Linked DNA regions of Homo sapiens: region 1 is linked to region 2. The links are chromatin loops, found by intact Hi-C in ENCODE. Cell type or tissue: mammary epithelial cell. All regions are shown on one strand.

Region 1 (4,000 bases), 640 kb before region 2:
TGGGGAAAGGCCTAGGAGCCTGGACATCGCTGCGGATCCGGGACATCAGCATCAGTGGGTTCGGAGCGGGACGCGCGCCACGCGCCGCAGCAGGCACCTTCAGGAGGCTTTGCGGACCCGGCGCGGGGCCTTCAGGGCGCAGGCGACTCAGCGTTGAATGCGTGAAAACTGAGCCAGCAAACATTTCCAAAACTGCCAGCGAGGATGTGGGCTGCCGGGAAAAACGGTCTAGTGGGGACAGGGCCGAGTCCCGAAGTCAGAGCCGAGTCCCGAGGTCAGAGCGGCCGTCCTCCGCTCGCACCCCCAGCCTGTGACCCGCCCTTCCCGGCTTGCTCGAGACCCACTGGCGCCAGTGCTGCGCGTGGGGACTCCGTGCATGGCCGAAGCGAGGGGGAAAGTCGGGGCGCTGGTGTCTTTTCAGAGGTTCCAGGAAAGAGGGAGGCTCGCGTTAGGACTAGGAGGTGCCAGTCCACGGCTCCTACCCGCTCCCGACGCCCGCATCCTTCTACAGCCCTCCACCCCGTTCCTGGTCCCTGTAGAGGGGAAGGTCCTCTCCCTGCCCCGAGGCGGGAGGAAAAGCGGCGAAGAGGAGGCTCGAAGGGCGCCGCGTAGGGCAAGTGGGCCGAGGACACCGGGGGCGCGTCGGGGAGCGGGGAGTGGGCGGGGTGGGATGAGGCAGGGAGGAGCCGGGCCGGAGCGGAGTGGAGTGGACCGCGGGCGGACGGACTCGGGCCGGGCCCCGGGGAGCAGCTCCGCAGTCGGAATGGACGTGCTCCAGGCGCCCTCTATGGTCCGAAAGCGGAATGCGGCCTTGAGCAGCGCCCATCTCGCTCCTGGGGTGTGGGGGCAACTCTGGGGGCGCTGGGCCTTGGGGCTCCGTGGGCACGAGCCTGCATTTGTAGTGATGGGAACCAATTTGTGTTCCAAGGCTGCACCCACTGGTTCTTTTTGTGTGTTTTGGGGGAGTGCCGGGCCTGCAGGTTAGGCTACTGGCATTTGGAGGGAGTGGGCACTGGGCTCTACGTGGGGTGCTCTTACTGTCCAGTGCCTTCCTTGCTAAATCAGAGAGGTGTTTCTCATCTGCCCTCGGCCCTAGTCCTTCATGGATCATCAGAGCCCTGGGCTCATCATTCCAGAGGTTCTGCAATGGGGCCCTAGAGCCTACTTTGACTGCTGGGCCCAAATGGATCTTGTGTCCTTAGCCAAATCGTGTCTCTAGAGAGACTTGACCAGCTACGCCCTTCGCCTCTGGTGAGGAATTGTGTTCCCAGCCACAGAGACATGCTGCTCCAGCAACCAGTGTGCTGGGAGATGCCTTCTGGGTGACGCTGGAAACAGCAGGTTGGATTCAGGTGGGCCAGGTAGAGTTCTCTGCCCCTGGGCAAGCTCAGCTCTTTATTTCCCTGAATCAAATTGGATGGTCTGTGCTGGCGCCTGCTGCTTTGCACACCCCTATTTCCACCCTTTCCTGATTTTTTTGTCAATGCAAGACATTTGGGAACCCCCCCCACCCCCACAAGAACTGCTGCTGAGGTGGCTCGGCCAGCACGTGCTCATCCTTGGGAGTCCTGGCTACTGAGCTGCGTGGCCTAGAGTCATGAAAGGTCTGTGCACCTTCCTGAGAGCTAGGTTTTCCATACAAGGAAATCAGATCGCCAGCCTCAGAATTATTTTTCTCCAGTGAAAAGCTAAAATGAATTTGTGATGGAGCACTGAAGGCATTTTTGTCCTTTGGGCACTATTTGTTTACATCTTTCTGGCCACGGGAGCCATCTAGGTGTGCAGGCTCCCATGGGAACACCCCACGTGCCTGGTGCTTCAGCTCCTGAAAAATCTGGAGTGGACATAGAAAATCCACAAATATCCTTTGCTTCTAAAAACAAAGCCCTGTTAGTTCTGGAGGAGCTTTCTGCCTGAGGAAAGGGGCTTCCCTACCTCAGCAGTGCCCAGGATGGTTTCAGAGGTGGCAGCTGCTCTGTGGCCAGCAGGGAGGAGACAGTCCCTGAACAGACTAAGGGGAGATTGTCCACAGGACCAATTTCCAGACATTTCTTGTCATCAGAAATGGGTTTCCTATAGAAAAGTTCCCTTTTCTGGTTATACTGGGCTTTTTCTGGAGGGGTGTGTGTGTGTGGGGGGGGGAACAAGACACAAATCTGGTCCCGGGCTCCCGCGTTCTGTGTTACAGCCCTGGCAGCCCCAGCCCAAAGGTTGAGCTGGAGTCTCTGAAATCTCCCTGCTCCCACCATCCTGCCCACCGCCCTCTGATCAATTTCATTCACCAGCACATTTATCTCGCCTGCAATATGGGGAATTCATATTCATATCTTGGTTTTAGTGGTCTGACACTGATTAATGTAATACGCGCCTCGGCTCCAAGGGGTGCGCCACCGATGAATCATGCCCTATAAAGTTTCAGTCGTCCTTGTAGATGGGACTCTGCCAGAGAGCAAGGAAGCTGGAGTGAGGGAGGGAGGCAGAAAGGAGAGAGGACACGGTGGGTCACAGCACCCAGGGGTACCTGGGACAGGCACTGGCCTTTGGCTTTTCAACATGGAGGATTCAGGCAGGCCCTGTCCTCTCTGCTTTTGAATCTCTTGCCTGAGAGGGGAATCCTAATTCCACCCTCCCCTGCCCAACCCAACCATGATGCCAGTGGGTCGCTGGTGCCTCCTCTCACAGAGGCAAGGTCTAGGGTGGGGTTGGGGATTCCAAGTGGAGATGGGGTTTGTGGACTTCGACTTGGGAAGAGTGGACCACTGAATGCACTTCTCAAAATGACAGGGCCCTGTTTGTTGGTGGGGACTGCAAGTTGGAGGTCAAAAAAAAAGGGAAGGTAGCAGAGCCTGGGGAGGGTCGCCTGCAAGGCTGGGGGAGCATTGGCCCCACGGAGGAGCGGAGCTTCGTGGTGCCCTTGTGGAAAGAACTTGCAAGGCCAGAGGAACCTCCAGTGGTCAGTGGCCACTGCCTCTGCAACGCGGGCCACACCACAGGACCCAGCACTGCCATAGGAGTCAGCCAGGCTCTGAGCCCTCCAGAAAGGAAAGGGAGGCTTTGGGGAGCCACACACTGAGCGTGCTCCCAATGCCTGGTGACTTCTCTGTCCCCACAGAGGGCCCTGCCATCTCACTGGCCCCGAAGTCAGCATGTGGCACCAGGTGGGGAGGGAATGTGGGGTGGCCCTGGGGCCGTAAGTCCAAGTTGGGGGCCGGGAGACAGGGCAAACAGTGGAGGGGGCGCATTCTGGGGGAATTAAGAAGCCCACCCACCTTTAGGTGTCCCTTGAGCCAGCGAGCGTGGGGAATGCGTAGATGTGTGGAAGGAGAGCTCCCCACTCAGGGCACCCAGCCGCCTCTCCCACCCGGAGACTTTTTCTGTGACTTGGCCGCCGACCCTGGCGCATGGACAACCCCAGAGCAATAGGAGCGGCTCCAGGGAGAGGCCATGCTTTCCAGGTCTTCTCCGGCACTCCCCACAAAGCCAGCGACTCCAATTATGACTCCTGAGCTGAGAGGCCTGCCAAGGTCATCCCACGGGGGCTGCTGGCCGCCTTTTGTACCCGGTGACTGGCGGCTGGACGCGGATCCCCTTCCCTCGCCCCAGAATGACGTCTGAAAATGGACCTCTTAGGGCGAGCGCGGACGGGGCCAGATGCCAAGGCGGTCCCGGCCCGGTGACTTCAGCACTGCGAGCCCTGGGCCTGGGGGCCCCGAGTATTTTGAGGGGCCCAGGAAAATGGTTTAATTTTTTTCGTATAAAAATACCCGGTAATTTTTGGGTCGAAGAAAATGTGTTAATGTCTATCAATATATTCATCTTCATACCAATGGAGTGGTAAAACAAAATTTTTAATAAGTTTCTCACGAAGAAGGAGTCTGCCTTAGGCCCACGGAAGTCACCACGTGGCCTGGGACTGAGGAGGCTTCAGGAGCGACCTAAAATGTTAGGATTGCTCTAAATGAGGAGGCAGAGAAAGGGCGGCCTTGAACCCGGGAGGGAG
Region 2 (4,000 bases):
TTCCAAACCCTCTGCCATAACCCAGGTGAGGGATGAGCTGGCCAAAGGAGCTCCCAGGGCGGCAGGACACATTCGCGTGGGGCGCGGAGCTCACAGCTGGGCTGGTTTGGGAGAGCTTCCTTTATTCACACACCATTTGTAAAGACAGATGTTTACAAAGCAACCCTTAATGATCAAACCGGTTTTAGAAATTGGTCTTGCAGTTGGAGAAGAGGCTGCTACCAGGTTTACATTTTCAGTGTCACTTACTTCGAACATTTTCCTCTGAAGATTATGTAGGCAAAAGAGAGAAAGACGGAGAGAGGCTGATTAAAACAAACACACAAGCCACCACTCTCTTATGTGGAATGGTTTTGTTCGTTATTTCTTACATAGAAAACTAATTTATAGCAATATAACTTTACTCTAGTTAAATTTGCAGGGAGCAAATTTGATTTTTATTTAAAATTTATTTAAAATCAATGATTAATTTTTAAGCCGGTGAGTAGTTTCTTCATATACACAACACAGAAACAGTTCATAAAACTTTATTTTATGGTTATTTTAAATTTTGAAATGAAAAATAATGCCTACATGTTTTTAATAAGATGGTAACATATTCATTACATTAAGAAAGACAGCGTTTTTCCTTTTCCCACAATATCTTAGCCATCTAAAAAAATTATCATATGATAAACCATGAAAGCAGTTTATTAGAGCTTGAATCATTTTTTAAAGTCAATTTTTTTCTTTTCATGGTGAATGTTGAATTAGAGAGAAAACATGTGAGAATCTGAGCTCGTTAAAAGCACAGGGCTTTCTTTTCTTTTTTCCCCGTTTTCCTTCTCTTTCTTCTCCTCCCTCCCTTTCTCTTCCTCCTCATTCTGCTGCCTCTTCCTCCATTTCTTCTTCCTTTCTCTCCTTCATCTGTCCTTTCCTCCATCCCCTTTCCTCTCTTCCTCCCTTTTTTTCTCCCCTCATCCTTTCTTCCTCTTCTCCCTACTTTTCTTTCTTTCTTCCTCTCCTTCTCCCTATTTGTCTCCTTTTCTCCCATTTCCTTTGTCTTTCTCTCCTCTCTCCTTTGTTCCTTCTTTCCTCCCTTCTTTTTCCTTTCCTTCCTTCCTTCTGTCCCTCCTTCCTTCCACCTCTGCTTTCTTTTTCACCAAGCATATGCAAAACACAGCTGAATGCAGCCTGGGTTCAACAGTACATGAAACTATGGAAGACACCCAGGGGCAGATTAACACACTGAAGCTCAAATGCTGCTTCCCTCTCTCCCTTTTCTGGCCCACTGCGCTCATGGTCTCATAACTTTTCAACTTCATGAAGAACAAAGTTCTGTTTGTTCACCAAGTCCTTGCTTAGAGCGACTATACGCAAAGAAACAGATGTGATGACAGCACGATCCTTTCCCTCCGCTAGGAGACTAGAGAGGCAGGATTACCAGGCAGTGCTTGCAGAACAAGCGGCTGTTCTAACCTGACCTCGTTCTCCTCCTTGGGTTTTCCCAGGAAGCCTCATCCCTAAAGCCCTTGATTAGTGATTACCGTTGATTAGTGAAAACCTTTGATTAGTGATTGAGCGTACTGATGACTTCATGAGGACTGAAAGAGGGGCGCATCTCATTACATGTCCAGTGCAAAGGGGGATCCACACATGTCTCCCGTCTCCCCAAGCCTTCTCTGCCCTGTCTTCAGTGGGGCCCACTTTGTTTGACTTTTTTTTCCTTGTAGAATCCAGACACTTATTTATAGTTTTCTACCCACAATTTTTTACTCCCACGTCATGTCAAATTCCCACAGCACCCCTATTTTGCAAAACATCGTTTCCTTTTACTTAAATCTAAATTCCACTGCTAATCAGACGTTGGGTGTTGAATTTTCACCCCAAATCAGCTTTTCAAGACATCTCTGTCTTGGCTTTTGCATTTTTGGAAAAATTGCAAATCACTGTCCACAAGGCACTTCTATCACATCCTGAAAGTATGGGATGGCCTTGGTGTTGCAGCTTGTAACCTGTACGCAGGGCAGGCTTCAGGGCAGCCTTCTGCCCACATGGGCATCAGGCTAATCTCTGTCTCCTTCCTCAGTGCTCCATCCCCTGTTCACGACCAAAAGGAATCGCCTATGTAGAGTTGGGTCACATGGAACAGCAGAGATACTGTCGGTGCACTGCTTTATCTCTTCTGCTGAATAAAATACCTGTGGGATTTTGTACAATAGATATTAACATCAACCTGAAGCCCAAATGTATAAGTAGGTAGAGAGAGAGAGTTGGAAGTAGCTTGTAAGTGTTCATGGCACAGGTCACAGGTGAGTCAGCAACCAGCAGGTAAGCAGGTTGGCCCAGGTCCATTCATTTTGTTGAGGAGCCAGGAGACATACTTTTCGTTGACTGTCATTAGTAAGGAAACTGCCTAATTAGTTATAGGATTTGTGTATCAGCTTCTTCCCCTGTATTTCCCAATAAGCCACAAGCTACAGCCAAGAGCTCAAAAAGCTTCAGATCAGATATTTTTGTCAGTAACACTTTACCAGCCATGTGCTTCTCATTGCCCCACTTCAGGGGACACAATGCCATGTGGTCACATTTTTAGTGATGCTAATTTTGATTGCTTAGTTAAAGTCATTACACACCAACCTCTCCATTCTAAATGTATTTCTTTTTTCATCAGCAACCCACAAATAATGATTTCATATCTATTGACAGCCTTTACCTGGCACCAATCTCTTTTATGGGATTTACAGAATGGTGGTTTTTTTTACGACTGTCATTAAAATAATTATTAGATAGCATTCTTCTATAAAGAACTTTCTTCCTTCAATTGCAGATGAGCTACTCTTCCTCTTCCTAAACAAACAAACATGACAAAATAGATGCTTAGTTCTTTTCCTCTACTTGTATAATTTTACAGCCAGACATGGTGGCTCACGCCTGTAATCCCAGCATTTTGGGAGGCTGAGGCGGGGGGATCATTTGAGGTCAGGAGTTCAAGACCAGCCTGGCCAACATGGTGAAACCCCATCTCTACTAAAAATACAAAAAAAATTAGCTGGTCATGGTAATGGGCACCTATAATCCCAGCTACTCAGGAGGCTGAGGCATGAGAATCTCTTGAACCCAGGAGGCAGAGATTTCTGTGAGCCGAGATTGTACCATTGGACTCCAGCCTAGGCAACAGAGCAAGACTCAGTCTCAAAAAAAAAAAAAAAAAAACAAGAACAAACAAAAAAAATTTACAACAAAGTTCTGGTGTAATAATAAACCCCAATGTGGCCAAATGTGTTTCTTTCTCTCTTTCTCAATGTACTATGGTCTCAAAGATTTTTTTTTTATAACAACTTGTATTTATTATGTCTTTTGATGCCAAAGTCACTCCAGTTTGACTTGTGCTTCCCCTACCAACCTTGCTCCAGCATCCTTTTGATATGCTGGTGTTAGCCCTTTGGGTCCAACAACACATCCAGGCTCTTTTTGTATACTGTCTGCTTCAGAACTAGAACCACTATTCTTTCAACAAGACTTGGTTCCAGTTAGTAGGGAGAAATATTTATAAAACAACATGTGGGTGAAAGGTATGTTCATTACTACCAGGAGTCATCGCTTCTAGATTTTTCAATGTATAGAAATAGTAAAAATACATGAAAAATTATGAACACATATTAATATTTTGAATTATGTTTAAAATGATCATATTTTTGATGCCTATGATTTTATGTTTGTATCTCTTTTTCCTTAAACTTGAAGTCATGGCTTCTAGTGTTTGTATATTTGCTTGTTTGTTTCATCCAAAATATATAAAATAGATTAAAAATCATATACCACTGTTAATACATTCAATTAAACCAATGAGTAAAGTTAGAATATTTTCGATTTCTTTGTTGTCCTTAGAATAAGTTTCATGGAAGATGAAAGTTAGTGCACAGTGTGCCGATGTCATCTGGAGCCCTTCTTTTCTCTGGGTGGTTGTGTTGTCAATCTGACATGTTATTGGGGTTGTATGGTCCAGTTTGTTTTAACT

What was found. Peaks named below come from ENCODE experiments on the same cell type or tissue, not always from the same donor. Only the 100,000 strongest peaks of a DNase experiment are listed, where the experiment ranks them.
Region 1: it touches region 2 in a loop (4-fold over the local background); 1 of 110 quality-filtered maps calls a loop at or near these places.

Annotation. Positions count from the first base shown.
Region 1 is chr5:3,602,307-3,606,306 of GRCh38, forward strand. LOC107986399 (a long non-coding RNA gene) reads left to right here and starts at 3,254. Exons shown (of 2, transcript XR_001742554.2): 1 at 3,254-4,000. In mammary epithelial cell, a CTCF peak has its summit at 793; DNase peaks (open chromatin) are centred at 635 and 2,375; H3K4me3 peaks cover 977 bases; H3K27ac peaks cover 3,885 bases.
Region 2 is chr5:4,244,311-4,248,310 of GRCh38, forward strand. No RefSeq gene overlaps it. Among named protein-coding and RNA genes, the nearest start is that of LINC02063, 110 kb to the left of the region's middle. In mammary epithelial cell, no CTCF peak of the experiment used is centred here; a DNase peak (open chromatin) is centred at 2,331.